Regions from separate parts of the Mus musculus genome. Here region 1 is linked to region 2. Evidence: chromatin loops called from intact Hi-C (ENCODE). Cell type or tissue: gastrocnemius. All regions are shown on one strand. Links, peaks and the distances in the headings refer to the core of each region. The heading gives the core; the rest is flanking DNA.

Region 1 (8,913 bases), core at 614-8,613, 88 kb after region 2:
AAGGTTTAAAATGTCTGCTAGTTTTATTTAAGAAAATGAAAGGCAATTGTAGACTGACAGAAAATACCTACAACACATGTCTGTAACAAAGGCTTTGGATACAGAACATACAAAGAATTTTATAACTCAAAATCAGAAAGCAGCCCAACAGCAGAAGGGTCAAAGGGAAGTGGCTAGGGCATCATATTCTGCAGTTCTAGCAGCCCGAATGGCAGAACAGTTTCTGCTTAGGTCACACAGCCAGACTCCATCTCCAAAAGATGTTTGTACAAAGAATTATTTCATGTATATGAGTACACAATAGCTGTCTTCAGACACACCAGAAGAGGACATCAGATCCCATTACAGATGGTTGTAAGCCACCAAGTGGTTGCTGGGAATTGAACTCAGGACCTCTAGAAGAACCTCTGAGCCATCTCTCCAACCCCAGTGGTATACATTTTTAATCCCAGCACTAGGGAACCAGAGGAAGTGGCTCTCTGAGTTTTAGGCCAGCCTGGTCTACACAGTGAGTTCTAGAACAGTCAGGGCAATAGTAGTAACCCTCTTTAAAACATCAAGTACAATCAAACAGCAACAACAGAACAAAACAAGGACCTGGAGGGCTGGGTGTGTTTGTGCACAACGTTAATCCCAGCACTCGGGCTACAGAGGCAGATGGATCTCTGTGAATTCTAGGCCAGCCAAGGCTGCATAGCAAGACCCTGTCTAGGGAAAAAAATAAAATAAATTAACCCCCTCTACACACACACAGGGTAGGAAGTGGGGAGATTGCTTGGTGGTTAAGACAACTGGCTACTACTCCATAAGATCCGAATTCAATTCTCAGGACATACGTGGTGAGGTAAAACAGGCTGTAACTCCAGTTCTGGGGACTCTGATATCCTTTTATGGGCTCCCAGACACTGACTGAATATGCTGAATAGACATACATTGCAGGTAATACACACATACACATAAAATAATAAAATTAAAAATTTAAAAACAAAATCGAAAAATAATAAAAATGAAATAAACGTATTAAAGGGGAGCTGAGAATGATGATATGTATCTATAATTTTCGCATTTGGGAGGCAGAAAGAAGAGGATCACCACTAGTTCAAGACCACGCTCGTCTACACTTCGAGCTCTAGGCTAGCCAAAGCAACATAAGATTCAACAACAACAAAAACAAAACTAGGACAATGCTAGGTTGACAGGTGTAGTTGCTCAAGTCTGCAATCCAAGCACTCAGGAAGTTGAGGCAGGAAGGTCACTATGAGTATGAGGCTAGCCTGGGTTACATAGTGAGATCATCTCAAAAAAACAAAAATAAATGACAAAAAGCATAAAGAGAAACGCATCATAGAGCAACACATATAAATAACTATAACTAAGTGAGAAAGTGCTTAATTCATTAGTTATCAGAGTAATGCCAATAAAAATGATAGTGACATATGACTAGATAGCCACGAGAATAGCTAAAGTGAATACCACTGGCAATACTAAATAATGGGGACTATTTGGAGGCACTGGGATTTTTCGTGTCAGAGTGTGAAACAATAGCTCTATAACATCAAATTAGGCAAATGTATACCTATCCAATGACTGCTGTTAATGATAAATGCAAGCACGTATCAAAAAAGACACACATTTACAGCAGCTTTATAATAACTGAAACAAAACCAAGTTTCTATTGTGACTGATGACTACCAGGCCACTAAAAAGAATGAAACATATTGATTTCCCATTACTTTGTGTAAGTCTCATAAGCATACGGAGGCTCGGGGGTTAGGAGTGTTTAATGCTCCCAAGGTACAAGATACAATTTGCAAAACACATGAAACTCAAGAAGAACGAAGACCAAGGTGTGGACACTTTGCTCCTTCTTAGCATTGGGAACAAAGCACCTATGGAAGGAGTTACATAGACAAAGTTTGGAGCTGAGACGAAAGGATGGACCATCTAGAGACCGCCACACCCGGGGATCCATCCTATAATTAGTCCCCAAACACTGACACCATTGCATACACTAGCAAGATTTTGCTGAAAGGACCTGGATATAGCTGTCTCTAGTGAGACTACGCTGGGGCCTAGCAAACACAGAAGTGGATGCTCACAGTCAGCTATTGGATGGATCACAGGGCCCCCAATGGAGGAACTAGAGAAAGTACCCAAGGAGCTAAAGGGATCTGCAACCCTATAGGTGGAACAACAATATGAACTAACCAGTACCCTGGAGCTCTTGACTCTAGCTGCATATGTATCAGAAGATGGCCTAGTCAGCCATCAGTGGAAAGAGAGGCCCATTGGTCTTGCAAACTTTATATGCCTCAGTACAGGGGAAGGCCAGGGCCAAGAAGTGGGAGTGGGTGGGTAGGGGAGTGGGGAGGTATGGGGGACTATTGGAAATGTAAATGAAGAAAATACCTAATTTTTAAAAAGCATTTAATGCTCAAGAATTTCATAAATCCATTGTTTTTAATAGCTGAGTAGTATTCCATTGTGTAAATGTACCACATTTTCTGTATCCATTCCTCTGTTGAGGGACATCTGGGTTCTTTCCAGCTTCTGGCTATTATAAATAAGGCTGCTATGAACACAGTGGAGCATGTGTTCTTATTACCAGTTGGAACTTCTTCTGAGTATATGCCCAGGAGAGGTATTGCTGGATCTTCCGGTAGTATTATGTCCAATTTTCTGAGGAATCTCCAGACTGACTTCCAAAGTGGTTGTACAAGCTTGCAATCCCATCAGCAGTGGAGGAGTGTTCCTCTTTCTTCACAACCTCGCCGGCATCTGCTGTCACCTGAATTTTTGATCTTAGCCATTCTGACTGGTGTGAGGTGGAATCTCAAGGTTGTTTTGATTTGCATTTCCCTGATGATTAAGGATGTTGAACATTTTTTCAGGTGCTTCTCAGCAATTCGGTATTCCTCAGTTGAGAATTCTTTGTTTAGCTCTGAACCCCATTTTTTTGTTTGTTTGAGACAGGGTTTCTCTGTGTAGCCTTGGCTGTCCTGGAACTCACTTTGTAGACCAGGCTGGCCTCAAACTCAGAGATCCACCTGCCTTTGCCTCCCAAGTGCTGGGATTAAAGGCGTGCGCCACCATGCCCGGCTGAACCCCATTTTTTTAGATTTATTTATTTATTTATTTATTTATTTATTTATTTATTTATTTATTTATTATATGTAAGTACACTGTAGCTCTCTTCAGACATTCCAGAAGAGGGAGTCAGATCTCATTAAGGATGGTTGTGAGCCACCATGTGGTTGCTGGGATTTGAACTCCAGACCTTCGGAAGAGCAGTCAGGTGCACTTACCCACTGAGCCATCTCACCAGCCCGAACCCCATTTTTTAATGGGGTTATTTGTATTTCTGGAGTCCAGCTTCTTGAGTTCTTTGTATATATTGGATATTAGTCCCCTATTAGATTTAGGATTGGTAAAAATCCTTTCCCAATCTGTTGTTGGCTTTTTTGTCTTATTGACAATGTCTTTTGCCTTACAGAAGCTTTGCAATTGATATTGCAAACTTTATATGCCCCAGTTCAGGGGAATGCCAGGGCCAAGAAGTGGGAGTGGGTGGGTAGGGGAGCAGGGCAGAGGGAGGATATAGGGAACTTTCGGGATAGCATTTGAAATGTATACAAAGAAAATATCTAGCCGGGCGTGGTGTCTCACGCCTTTAATCCCAGCACTTGGGAGGCAGAGGCAGGCGAATTTCTGAGTTCAAGGCCAGCCTGGTCTACAGAGTGAGTTCCAGGACAGCCAGGACTACAGAGAAACCCTGTCTTGAAAAAACAAACAAACAAACAAAAAAGAGTGTTTAATGCTCTTGCAGACTGTCCAGGTTAGTTTCTCAGCACCCATACTGCACAGTTCACAACTTCTTATAACTCCAGCTCTATCACATCCCTTCTTCTGGCATGCCCAGCCACCACACACCAATGGCATGCACTCCCACAGACATGCACACATGCACATAAATAAAATAAACAAAAATAAAAGTAAATCAACCAAAAATTCAAAACCATAAATTAAAGGGAAAGTAAACAAAAATGGAAAAAAACAAAATTAAGAAAAAATGAAACATAAAAGAAGGGACTGGGGCTGGCGATATGGCTCAACAGGTATGAGCACCGACTGCTCTTCCAAAGGTCCTGAGTTCAAATCCCAGCAACCACATGGTGGCTCACAACCATCCATACATAATGAGATCTGATGCCCTCTTCTGGTGTGTCTGAAGACAGCTACAGTGTACCTATGTACAATACTAAATGAATCCAGAAGAAGAAGAAGGAGAAGGAGAAGGAGAAGGAGGAGGAGGAGGAGGAGGAGGAGGAGGAGGAGGAGGAGGAGGAGGAGGAGGATCACAGCCATCTGTAACTCCAGCTCCAGGGAACCGTAGGCTTCCAGCATCAGCATCTATGTGCACATTCCCCCCCGACACACACATACTTACACATAATTAAAATTTTAATTTTATAAAAAGAAGAAAAATACAATGGACACAAAAGACTACATGCTGAGCTGGGTATGGTGACACAAACACCTGTGGACCAGCATTTGGGAGGTCCTCACAGGCTCATGAGTTTAAAGCTAGACTTGGCTACAGGAGACCCTGCCTCACATGAAACAAAACAAGCAAAACCTACAAAGAAATATAATTAGGTAATAAAAGTAGACAAAGTACTGATGTACACTGTAATATGGACCTTAACCTAGCCATGAAAGATGACATATCCCTGGGAGATGTGAATTAACATCTGACTCTACACATGATTTTAGTCAAAAGGCCAAGAAGAGCCCATACCCGACTCTGCAGTGGGATGGCACTAATAGTTCAAAGAATGGAATATACAAGTGAATCTTCAATAACAAGTCTATGGGGCTGGAAAAATAATTTACTGATAGAGTCCTTAACTAGCATTGTAAGGTCCTGCACTCAGTCCCAATGCCAAAGAAAAGTTTATTAGAAAATTGCTTACAGTAGCTGGGCATGGTGGCGCATGCCTTTAATCCCAGCACTCGGGAGGCAGAGGCAGGCGGATTTCTGAGTTCGAGGCCAGCCTGGTCTACAAAGTGAGCTCCAGGACAGCCAGGGCTACCCAAGAGAAACCCTGTCTCGAAAAAACAAAAAAAAAATTGCTTACAGAGGGAAGGACAAATGTGGACAGTTGCATTTTCCCAAAGTTGCCAACCTGCCTCCCAACCTGCTATGGTTTATGAGTCTAAGGCTACAGCAGAATTAACAAACCTGAGTTTAGAGCACCACCTAGTGTTCTAGCAGCAGCGGTGACTACAGATTTGAACCAGCCTCTGGGAACATTATCTTTATGTGTACCCCTTTTTTGTCCTTAGGGGGAACTTCTCTGGATTTAGAAAACACTGTGGAACTGTGAGCAATTTTACTGAAATCTGGCACTTATAATGGCCACCTGGTGGCTTCTTACAACATGGAATTACTTGCTGGCTGTGGTGGCATATGCCTTTAATCCCAGCACTCTGGGGGCAGAGGCAGTTGGATCTCTGAGTTCAGGGACAGCTTGGTCTACAGAGTCAGTTCCAAGACAGCTAGCGCTACTCAGAGAAACCCTGTTTCAAAAATCAAAAACAAAAACAAAAACAAAAAACAAAATCAAGATGGAGTTACTCTAAGTAGGACCAGAAGACCAGTTTCACTACATGTATGACCCAATTTAAGTGTCCAGAAAGACACCTTTACAGGAACCATAAATAATTGCCTGCACCTGAAGGTAGGAACATGGAACAAATGAAAATAAGCACTTTGGGATGGTGATGCAAATGTTCTAAAACCTGATTTAAAATTTTTTATTTTTATTCTTTTTAAAAAAATTGTTTATGATTTTTATGCAAGTACACTGTAGCTATCTTCTGACGCATCTGAAGAGGGCATCAGATCTCATTACGGGTGGTTGTGAGCCACCATGTGGTTGCTGGAATTTGAACTCAGGACCTTTGGAACAGGAGTCAGTGCTCTTAACCACTGAGCCATCTCTCTAGCCCCCTCATTTTTATTCTTATTTTATGTGTGTTTTGATTTTATGTATGTATGTGTGCCACTTGCATGGTCTGTTGTCCAGGGAGATCAGAGAAAGGCATTGGAGCCTCTGGAACTGGAGTTTTGGACAGTTGTAAGCCAACATGTGGGGACTGGGAATGGTTCATGAGTCTTCTGTAAGAACAATGGATGCTCTAACTGCTGAGCCATATCTGCAGCCTCATACACTTTATTATTTTTTTTTGAGAAAAGTTATTTCTCCATGTATCTCTGGCTTGTCTGGAACTCATCATGGAATCCAGCATGGCCTCAGACTTGGAGAGATCCACCTGGTTCTGCCTGTCAAGTGCTGAGGTGCCCTGCCAGAGAAACTATATTTTTTTAAATTATTTTTTCTTAGAAATTTCATACATGAGCCATGCATCTATATCACTTGGGCACCTCCCTCTTCTCCTTTCAACTTGCCCTGAAAATTCATGCTCTCTTCTTTCTTGTTGTTACACACATACATACACACACACACAACTTACATAGAAGTTTGTTTGTTTGTTTGTTTATGTTTTTGAGGTGAGGTGGTTGAGCCAGTGTCTCACTATGTAGCCTTAGCTGGCCTGGAACACACTTTGTAAAACAGGTAGACCTTCATCTACCCACTTCTGCCTCTGCCTCCCAAGGGCTGCTATTAAAGGTTTGTACCACTATGCCTAATGATACAATAACTCTTAAAAGTCCAGTGTCTACCCAAAGAATACTTAAGCAGTCAGCAAAATAACAAAGAAAGCTTGAGAAGGAGGAGAGCTCAGTGGGGAAGTGCTTACCTACCATGTGTGAAAACCTGGGTTCTATTGCCAGGGACACAAACAAACAGACAAGGTTCTCGGTTCACAGTCAGGTATGGGCTCTTCTTGGCCTTTTTTTTTTTCTTTATGTTTGCCTCTACATACCTTTAGACAAATATTTATCAGTGTGGGCCAACTACTGGTTCTTCTGTTACCACCATAGGCTTGGTGATAGGGAATTATCAATCCTTAGAAAGGCTATGTCCTGGGCGTGGTGGCGCATGCCTTTAATCCCAGCACTGGAGAGGCAGAGGCAGGTGGATTTCTGAGTTTGAGGCCAGCCTGGTCTACAAAGTGAGTTCCAGGACAGCCAGGGCTACACATAGAAACCCTGTCTTGAAAAAACAAAAAGAAAAAAGAAAAAAGAAAGGCTATGTCCTAAGCTTTTTGTGTGGCAATTTCCCTTCTCTTTCACATCTTACCCTAGGGACAGACCACAAGTATCACCCCCAAATAAAACAAAACCAAAAATTAAAAAAAAAAAACAACAACAAAACAAAAACCTGTCATGCCAGTCATTATCAGGCAGTTCTAGCCTATCTTCCCAGGCTTCTGTTACTGTCCTTAGTTGTTCTGAGTCTGTACGGGAGGCGTTGCTTGCTTCCATCCTCAGTGATTTCCCTACTTAGTCTCTGAATACTTCTCAATTGCTCCAGCTTTAAAATGTAGTGTGTATGGGGGCTGGAGAGATGACTCAGAGGTTAATAGCACTGAATGCTCCCAGCAACCACATGGTGGCTCACAACCATCTGTAATAGGATCAGATGCCTTCTTCTGGTGTGTCTGAAGAGATCGACAGTGTACTCATATACGTAAAATAAACCTTTAAAAAAATAGTATGTAGGGCTGGAGAGATGGCACAGAGGTTAAGAGCACTGACTGCTCTTCCAAAGGTTCTGAGTTCAAATCCCAGCAACCACATGGTGGCTCACAACCATCTGCAATGAGATCTGACGCCCTCTTCTGGTGTGTCTGAAGACAGCTACAGTGTACTCATATACGTAAAATAAACCTTTAAAAAATAGCTCTCCCTTTGGGTGCCACTGGCCGCGAGCAGGAGGACAGGGGCCGGGTGGGGACAGGGGCACTTGTGTGGCCGGACAGCGAGCCTGCGCCCAGTCTGTGCCGCCCCGACCCAGCCCCAACTCGGCCCTTCCTGACTCCGTCCCATCCTTGGTGGTCTCCTCCTGGTCTGACCCGTTGCCCAGCTGGCCATGTTTACTGCTCCAGGCTCCTAAAGCTGAGGTCCTTCCAGTCACTTTAGAGATGTTTCACCTCTTCGCTCCCGAACATTCCGCCTTCCAAACTGGGTCGCCTTTCTCTCTTGTAAAAGTCTTCCCTGCAGCCCACTTCTGTAGCCCTTGGTTCTTCCTTGGTTAGACGTTTGCATCCCTTCCAAATTAACTGCGATCTCTGCACAATAATGGCAACTTTGACACCTCCTTCCCTGAGGAGCCAGTCTTCCTTTTGTCCTGAACTCCGCAGCCCTATCATGGAGGCTGTCTACCTGGTGGAGAATGGGGTGGGCCTGGTACTGGACTTGCTGACCTTGATGTTGGATCTCAACTTCCTGCTCGTGTTCTCCCTCCTGGTTACCCTGGCCTAGCTTTTGGCCTTCATCTACAATCTGCCACACACGGTACTGACCAGTCTTCTGCACTTGGGTCGAGGATTCCTGCTTTCTTTGCTGGCCTTAGTTGAAGTTGTGGTCCGATTTACCTTCGGAGGACTGCAGGCCTTGGGGACGCTCCTCTATAGCTGCTGCTCTGGCTTGGAGACCTTAAAGCTACTGGGGCACCTGGTCTCCCACGGAGCTCTGAGGAGCCGGGAATTCCTGAATAGGGGCATCCTGAACATGGCCATGCTTTGCTGCGCCAGGCCTGTGACATCTGTGCTATTGCCATGAGCCCGTTGGCCTATGTGATCAACAGTCTGGTCAACATCTGCCTCATCGGCACTCAGAACTTCTCCCTTGTGCTGGCCCTGTGGGATGCTGTGACGAGGCCTCTTTGGAGGATGACAGACTTGGTGGCTGCTTTCCTCGATCACATCTCCAGCAGTACCGTG
Region 2 (8,913 bases), core at 413-8,412:
AAGAAGGAGGGAACTGTTTGAAAATAAAAGACAAAAAGAGGATCAGTTCTAGAGCATAAGTTCTTGGATCAGTCCCCAGCGCTGCTGGGAGTGAAGACTCACAACATAACTAAAAGAGATAGGCGAACCCCTGAGTTCAAGACTAGCTTGGTCTGGAGGGAGTTCCATGACAGCCAGAGATACATAGAGATACATTATCTCAAAAGCCACAAAACATACACACACACACACACACACACACACACACACACACATCCAGTCCTGCAAATAAATACTGTGCCTTATCTGTCTGTGTACCTGTCTATCTGCCTATCTATCTATAAATGTTTCCTCATTCACTGTAAAGATTTTGGAAATCACAGAAAGCCTTAAGAAAGCAAGAGAGCTGGGCAGGAGTATGCGCCTTTAATCCCAGCACTTGGCTCCTGCCCAGCTCTTGGGAGTCAGAGGCAGGAGATTCTCTGGGTTGGAGGACTGATCTACATAGTGAGTCACATGGCAGAAGGAGAGCACTGACTTCTTTCTGCATGTTGTCCTCTGGCACTTGTGCGTGCACCCCCTTATTCACCACACACAAATAAAATGTAAAAGATTTTTAAATGTCATGCCAACCACTTAAAGAAAAACACTTCCCTTTTATTGCATTTTAGCAATGGATATCAAATGTAGTGACCTTGCATGTGAGAAGTACTTGCTCTGCGATGAGCTACCTTAGGCACTTTTCTGTTCTTTTTTTTGAGGCACTTCTCACTATGTAGCTCCTGTTGGACTGAAACTTGCTATGCTGATCAGATTGGCCTCAAACATACAGAGATCCTCCTGCCTCTGCCTCTCAAGTGGTGAGATTAAAGGCTTGTACCACTATGGCCAGTGTATTTTTAATTAGATTTATTGATATGTGTGTGAACATGTGTGTGTGTGTGTGTGTGTGTGTGTGTGGTAACCTAGGGTCTTGCTATGTAGCTCAGGCTGGCCTCATACTCTTTTTTTCTTTTTTTTTTTTCCATTTTTTATTAGGTATTTAGCTCATTTACATTTCCAATGCTATACCAAAAGTCCCCCATAGCCACCCACCCCCACTCCCCTACCCACCCACTCCCCTTTTTTGGCCCTGGCGTTCCCCTGTACTGGGGCATATAAAGTTTGCGTGTCCAATGGGCCTCTCTTAAACATTTATGTCTAAAAGAATTCTTCCCCTGGGGTGGTGGCGAACACCTTTAATCCCAGCACTCGGGAGGTAGAGGCAGGCGGATTTCTGAGTTCGAGGCCAGTCTGGTCTACAAAGTGAGTTCCAGGACAGCCAGGGCTAAACAGAGAAACCCTGTCTCGACCCCCCCCACCCCGCCCAAAAAGAATTCTTAATTTTATATTACATCAGTTGCCTGCATGTATAAATGTGTACGACCTTCATACAGTGCTTGAAGACACCAGAGGGAACACAAGATACCCTTGGAACTAGAGTTACAGATGGTTGTGACCATAACATGGGTGCTGGGACTCAAATCCAGGTCCTCTTCAAGAGCAACCAGTGCTCTTAACCACTGAACTATGTCTCTAGCCACAGTACTAATTTGTGTGGGGGGGGGGCATTCATATGCCACTGTGTCTAGAGGACAACTTGTGGGAGTCTAGTCTCATTTCATGTCAGTCTAGGAATCAAACTCAGATTAAAAGAATTGACAGTAGGTGTCTTTACTCACTACGCTGCTTGACAGCTATGGTCTCAAACTCTTGGCCTCTCTAGTGCTGGAATTAGGTCTATACAAAGACCCAGCAATATGTGGTTAAAGTTAAACTAATTAAAATGAACTAGAAACTGGATGTGGTGGTGCAGGTCAAACCAGGAGGATGAAGAGATTGAAGCTATACAAGTGAGGTTGTGTCTCACCCCCACCTTTCAAATGAAAAGGAGTTCTAGTAGGTGAGTCAGCTAAATGACTAAGGCGACACAGCCTATAGGCTCAGGTACTCAGGAGATTGAGGCAAGAAGGACTAGGGTCCAACATGTGTGACATAACCTGTCTTTTCTTAAAAATAATTCTGGAGAGATGGCTCAGCAGTTAAGAGCACTGACTGCTCTTCCAGAGGTCCTGAGTTCAATTCCCAGCAACCACATGGTGGCTCACAACCATCCATAATGAGATCTGATGCCCTCTTCTGGTGTATCTGAAGATAGCAACAGTGTTCCCACGTACATGAAATAAATAAATAAATCGTAAAAAAAACAAAAAAACAAAAAAACAATTCTATGGTTGGAGGATAACTCAGGGGTCTCAGTGGTGAAGAGAACTTCCTGTTCTAAAGGACCCAAGTTTGGTTCCTGACACCCAAATTGGGCAGCTGTAACTCTGTGTGGCACATTCCACACACAATAAAAAATACATTTCTATTGCAAAACACATGAAACTCAAGAATAACGAAGACCAAAGAGTGGACACTTTGCCCCTTCTTAGAATTGGGAACAAAACACCCTTGGAAGGAGTTACAGAGACAAAGTTTGGAGCTGAGACAAAAGGATGGACCATCTAGAGACTGCCATATCCAGGGATCCATCCCATAATCAGCCTCCAAACGCTGACACCATTGCATACACTAGCAAGATTTTGCTGATGGGACCCTGATATAGAGACTATGCCGGGGCCTAGCAAACACATAAGTGGATGCTCACAGTCAGCTATTGGATGGATCACAGGGCCCCCAATGGAGGAGCTAGAGAAAATACCCAAGGAGCTAAAGGGATCTGCAACCCTATAGGTGGAACAACATTATGAACTAACCGGTACCCCAGAGCTCTTGACCCTAGCTGCATATGTATCAAAAGATGGCCTAGTCGGCCATCACTGGAAAGAGAGGCCCATTGGACTTGCAAACTTTATATGTCCCAGTACAGGGGAACGCCAGGGCCAAAAAGTGGGAGTGGGTGAGGAGGGGAGTGGGGGGAGGGTATGGGGGACTTTTGGTATAGCATTGGAAATGTAAATGAGGAAAATACCTAATTTAAAAAAAAGAAAGAATTTTCTAATATATTTATGTGTATGTATGTGTATGTATATATATGTGTATATTTGTGGGTATGCAATGCCACAGCACATTTCAACATGTGGGTCTCAGGGATTGAATTCAATTGTCAGGGCAGTGGCAAGTACCTTTATTTGCTAAGTTATCTTATTGGCCCTGATATTTTGTCTTCTTTTATTATTGTTTTGAGACAGTCTCACTATGGCTGGCCTGAAATTCACTATTTAGACCAGGCTGGCCTCAAACTCACAGAGATCCTCCTGCCTCTGACTCCTGAGTGAATGCTGAGATTAAAAACAGGAGCCACCAAGCCCAGCTTTAAAAAACAAAACAATAGTTTCATTATGTATCCAAATCTAGCCTCAAACTGAAGAGCCTCCTTCCTCAGCCTCCCAACTATTTTTTGCAGGTTTTTTTAAAAGATTTATCTATTATTATATCTAAGTACACTGTAGCTGTCTTCAGACAGCTACCAGAAGAGGGTGTCAGATCTCATTACAGATGGTTGTGAGCCACCATGTGGGTTGTTGGGATTTGAACTCAGGACCTCTGGAAGTACAGTCAGTGCTCTTAAGCACTGAGCCATCTCTCCAGCCCCCTCAGCCTCCCAACTTTGCTAGTTTTGTTTGTCTGTTTTGAGATAGGGATTCTCAGTATAGTCCTGGCTGTTCTAGAACTCCATCTGTAGGCCAGGCTGGCCTTGAACTCAGAGATCTGCCTACTTCTGCTTCCCAAGTACTAGGATTAGAGGCATTCACCATTGCTAAAGTTTTTTTTTAATGTTTATTTTATTGAAGCATGTGTGTGCATACTTAAGCATGTATCTGAGGTTGTTTGTTTTTTCTTTTATTATTATTAATCATTCCATTAGTTTACATCTCAAATGGTATCCAACTTCCTGGTTACCTTCTCCACCAACCCACCATCCCACATCTGCCTTCCCCCTCCCTTTTATGAGGGTCCTCCCCTACCCACCCACACTCTCCCTGCCACACCACTCCAGCATCCCCATACTCTGGGATATCAAATCTCCCTGGGATCAAGGGCCTCCCATCCTCTGCTACATATGTATCTGGAGCCAAAGATCCCTTTAGGTATACTCCTTGGTTGGTGGTCTAGTCTGGTTGGTTTGTTTTTTAAGGCAGAGTTTCTCTGTAGGTCCTGACTGTTCTGGAACTCACTCTGAGACTAGGCTGGCCTCAAACTGAGAGACTGTCTACCTCTGCCTCCCAAGTGTTGGGATTAAAGACATACACCACAACTGGGTTATGCCTGAATATATGTATGTTGTGGATCGCAAGCCTGCAGGAGCCTGAAGAGGTCAGAAGAGGTGTTAGATGCCCTGAAACTAGTTACAAATAGTTGTGAACTGCCATGTGTCTGCTAGGAATGTAAGCAGCTCCTCTGCAAAAGCAGTACGTGCTCTTAACTCCTAAGCCATCTTTCCAGGCCCCGTGTTACTATTTTTTCCAAGAAAATCATTGCATACAAAAAGTCACAGCTGGGGCTTCAGGGATAGCTCAGAGGTTAAGAGCACTGGACCTAGGTTGGATTCCCAAACTTGCATGGTGGCTATCTGTAACTCCAGTTCTAGGGATCCACCATTGTCTTCTGTCCTCCTTAGGCACTACATGCACTTACATACATGCAGACAAAATACACACATAAAATAATTAAAACAGTCCATGTGTCTGTGGACTACATGCATGTATTACCATCAGAAGCCAGAAGAGGGCGTCAGATCTCCTGGAAACTGGAGTCCCAGCCAGCCACCAATGGGAGCTGGGGTAGGTACCCTAGTCCTCTGGAAGAACAGTCAGCACTCTTTACTGCTGAGCCATCTCTCCAGTCCCCATTAAATCTTTTTTGAAAACAGAAAGGGTCATGGTTTAGAAAGTATTCACCTTTTAAATCATGTATACATATACATGTATGTGTAATTTTGTTGTTATTGTTTTGTGTTGAGACAGAGTCTTAGGTACTGGATACCTTGCTACTCACTGTGTAGTCCAGGGTGGCCTTCTGGGCAAGGAGGCTCCTTTTTCAGCCTCCTGAGTACAGAAGTTAAAGGCTTAATCATTTCTGTTTGATTGTGACAGTCATACGTAGTAAACAGCTGTCATAATTGGATAGTGGATATAGGAGATCAGTAGTAGGGCTGAAACTTCATACTGAAGGGCATTATCTGATCTTGATCCCCCCCATTTTCTTTTTTCATAATAATGTGCTATCTTATCTCAAAGAATTTGGGAACCATTGGGATAAATATACCCACTATAGTAAGTTGTAGCCATATGTTGATGCACACGCACACGCAAACGGGGTGGATTGGGTAGAATATAGCTAGTCTCTACTACTGTATTGAATGGTGCCACAGAACCTTCCCAACATTGTAAGAGGCTTATTAGACAGCACAGTTCCATATCATTGTATCCCCATACAAGGTATAGGTAATGCCTATTGAGATAATCTGCCATCAGGAGTATGAATTAATTACTGAGGATTAACTACTGGTGCCTATCTATTGAACCTTGTAATCCTTGGTTAACCGCCTGGGAGAGCTAGGCATTATGGAATAACGAAGGTTATTATTACCTGATAGGCCTCCTATGGGATAAAGAGTAGGTCTGATGTGAAGACCTCCAACATACTGGTTCAGGCACCGCCGACCAACCTGTTGAGTCTCTCTGCGATGGGAACCTTAGTCTGTTTGGCCTATCGGGTTCTCTGGTTACTATGGAAATGGTGCTAGTCACAGTTCTGGGTAATCACTGAGCTTAAAGTGTCAAAATCGTTTGCCCTCCTGCCTGTTTCTACAATCATGTCCATTTCAGTTACACTTCCCAAACATACCCAGCACTGAGAAAGGAAACTAAAACTGTATAGGGTGTCAGGGTAGACGCTTTGAGGAAGTGTGGAAAAAAAGAAACATGGCGGGGCACATTTTTTTTTTTCAGTAGCAAACGGCTAGCTCTACCACATAGAATACAATGACATTGTTAGTCTTAATTTTGCACAGGCGCAGTGCATAAATTCTCAGCACACGCCTACGTGCACATTTTCCCCCCTTTTCGCTCCGATCTTCCTCTCGCACAAGTTCTCTTCTCTCCTCCTCCCACCGCTAGGTTTTCAGTCCTTCCGTAGGGCCGGGTGAGCCTCTCCTTCCGACCCCCTACCTTCCACTGCTGGCTCCCCCTCCCCCTTCCTTTTCCGTCTTGTGCTCGGCGCCTCTAGTGCATGCGCATAAGCTACGAAGCCTCGCTCTTTGTCCCCATCTGTCGTTCACACGAACCCAAGGCTTTGACAGTCGGTAGCCAATAAACGTTAAGAAATGGCGGACTAATGAGACTTTCTCGGGAGATAAACTTTGACTGGCAGTTCACATAGCCAATCGGGAATCCAAAATTGACCCCCCCCCCCCTCGGGAGGTACCGAGCTCCGTCGGCTCGTTTCCGGCGGTCGCGCGCTCTTTTCTCGGGACGGTGGAGGCCGTGCAGCGTCGCCCATACTCCGAGCAAAGAACTGTGGCCAGAGGGTGAGTTTGGGGATGGCTCTTTGGTTGCTTAGGGATGCGGTGGGGCTTCCTGCGACACTCTGGAAAGGGAGGGGTTGGGGCGAGGCCGAGTTTGCACACGGGCTATGGGTTCCGAAGGCCCGGGAGGCCTTTCCCCCTCCGCACAAGGCCTTCGCAGCCCACCCATGGGGGCCAGAGCGCTCCCTGCTCCCCGCCGCGGGCATTAGCCAATGCTTTTCTTGCTTCCTTGCCCAGACTCTTTGTGCTGCTCACCCCCAATTTTAGTGGCCCTAAGTTGTTGGCTTCTTGAACGCCCTGGGCCACAGGGTGTGGGGTCTATTATACTAAGGCCCTGAAGTCGAGGTTAGAGGAGGAGGCGCTTTGCTTTGTCGGATGCTCCTCCCTAGCCTTTCAAGGCCATTAATTCCTAGAGGGCCTGTGGGGCCCCTGGAGCTATGGATTTTTTGTTGTTGTTGTTTTGTTATTTGAAACGAAAGTGGGAAGTTTGCTAGTTCAGACCCCTTGGCTTTTGGTGCTAAGTTCATGAAACACCCTCCACCCCACCCTTGCACGCGCGCGCGCGCGCGCCTTTTTTCCGAACCCCTTGCTCCTTAAGCTTTTCCTAGGCATTTGTAGGCATCGCTTTTCTAAATTAAAAAAAAATGTTGCTTTCTGTGGCATTACTTTCGAGTATTTTTCACTTTGCGGACGTCTTACTGTAAGCTGACACCTTTCTTTGTGTTTTTAACAGCAGTCGAGGTTAGTGAGGACTGCGAGGCAGACACTTTGCTGTGTTCAAATCCAAGTCAAGGTAGGTGCAGGAGGTAGGGTCATCAGGTAAAGTGCAGGATGCTTAACTAATACAGATTTTACAGATGAGAAATTAATTTGGGGGGCACTTTTCATGTTATTTAAGCTAAACCGTTTTTAGAATCTGAAACTAAAATGTGACTGAGTGGTGTGGGTTTTTTTTTTTGTTGTTGTTTTGTTTTTATAACCCCTAATTATGGCTGTTCTAATAGGGGTTAGTGCTTAAATTTATGTTTGTCCACTTCATTGTTTTTTAAATAAAAAGTCCTAAGAAACTCAGCCGCCTTTACCGTGATTGTATTCTACAGCTTTAACAGTCGCCCACCAGGCAACCATATCAGCCTAGCAAGTTCACACTGGATTTCTCTAGCAGTTTTTCATTTAGTAATTTGACTCTTCTAAAATTGAGAGGACCTTGATTTAGATTTCAGATACCTGTGATTAATATGGTCCTGAACATGTCTGCAGGTATATCACACACAGTAGCTATAGTCTCTTTCATTGTGGTTAATCTTAGGACGTGATAGGAGACAGAAATCCTAACTGCTGATCTCTGTAGTTAGGGTTTGGTAAGTTTATTTCTGCAAAATTATATTATTGCATTTAACATAGGAACATTTCTTTCATGCTTGGTACTTGCTGTGTATACAGTGGTAATTTAGATTCTTTGGGCAGTGCTAACCTTCCTTGGTAAATGGAAACTTATGGAGAAGACTACATGGAAGGGAAAGATTTTGAAATCTGTCACCATGGGGATTTTTATTCAAAAACAAATAAAATAAATTTGGTTGTTACACGTTATCCATGCACTCAGGAGGCAGAGGCAGGTGGATTTCTGAGTTCCAGGACAACCAAGGCTACACAGAGAAAGAGAGAAACCCTGTGTGTGGGGGGGGGGGGGAAGAAAGAAAGAAAACAAGTTCTCCATGGTCAGACATGGTGGCAGAGGCAGATGGACCTCTGAGAGTTAAAGGCCAACCTGGAGTACAGAGTTCCAGGACAGCTAAGGCTATGCTGCGAGATTGGGTCGAAAGGAAGGAAAAAAGAAAGAAAGAGAAAGATTCAATTGTTGGGTGTTTATACTTTTTCTATATTGACAAGTTAGGGAGAATCTGATGATGACATTCTGTTTAACAGTCCTGTTTCTTTTTCTTTCTTTTCTTTTTTCTTTTTTTTTTTTCCTCCCGAGACAGGGTTTCTCTGTGTAGCCCTGTCTGTCCTGGAACTCGCTCTATAGACTGGCCTTGAACTCAGAAATCCTGCCTCTGCCTCCCAAGTGCTGGGATCAAAGGTGTGCGCCACCACTGTCCAGCTTTTACATTCCTATTTCTTTTTTTTTAAAGATTTATTTATTTTTTTATGTATATGAATACACTGTAGCTGTACAGATGGTTGTGAGCCATCATGTGGTTGCTGGGAATTGAACTCAGGCCCTCTGCTCACTCTGGCCCACAGATTTATTTATTATTATATGTAAGTACACTTTAGCTGTCTTCAGGCACACCAGAAGAGGGCGTCAGGTTTTGTTACAGATGGTTATGAGCCACCATGTGGTTGCTGGGATTTGAACT

The links. Hi-C counts contacts between places; a loop is a spot of excess contacts. Peaks named below come from ENCODE experiments on the same cell type or tissue, not always from the same donor. Only the 100,000 strongest peaks of a DNase experiment are listed, where the experiment ranks them.
Region 1: a loop joins it to region 2, with 2.7 times the contacts of the local background. A loop is called at or near these places in 2 of 42 quality-filtered maps.

Annotation. Positions count from the first base shown.
Region 1 is chrX:101,510,647-101,519,559 of GRCm38, forward strand. It overlaps the pseudogene Gm6184. Among named protein-coding and RNA genes, the nearest start is that of Taf1, 18 kb to the right of the region's middle. In gastrocnemius, for the core only: a CTCF peak has its summit at 5,271 (motif pointing left); no DNase peak of the experiment used is centred there.
Region 2 is chrX:101,423,210-101,432,122 of GRCm38, forward strand. It overlaps Nono (non-POU-domain-containing, octamer binding protein), which reads left to right and starts at 6,442. Exons shown (of 12, transcript NM_023144.2): 1 at 6,442-6,553; 2 at 7,284-7,343. In gastrocnemius, for the core only: CTCF peaks have their summits at 4,755 (motif pointing right) and 6,272; DNase peaks (open chromatin) are centred at 4,774, 5,717, 6,330 and 7,049; H3K4me3 peaks cover 2,425 bases; H3K27ac peaks cover 1,960 bases.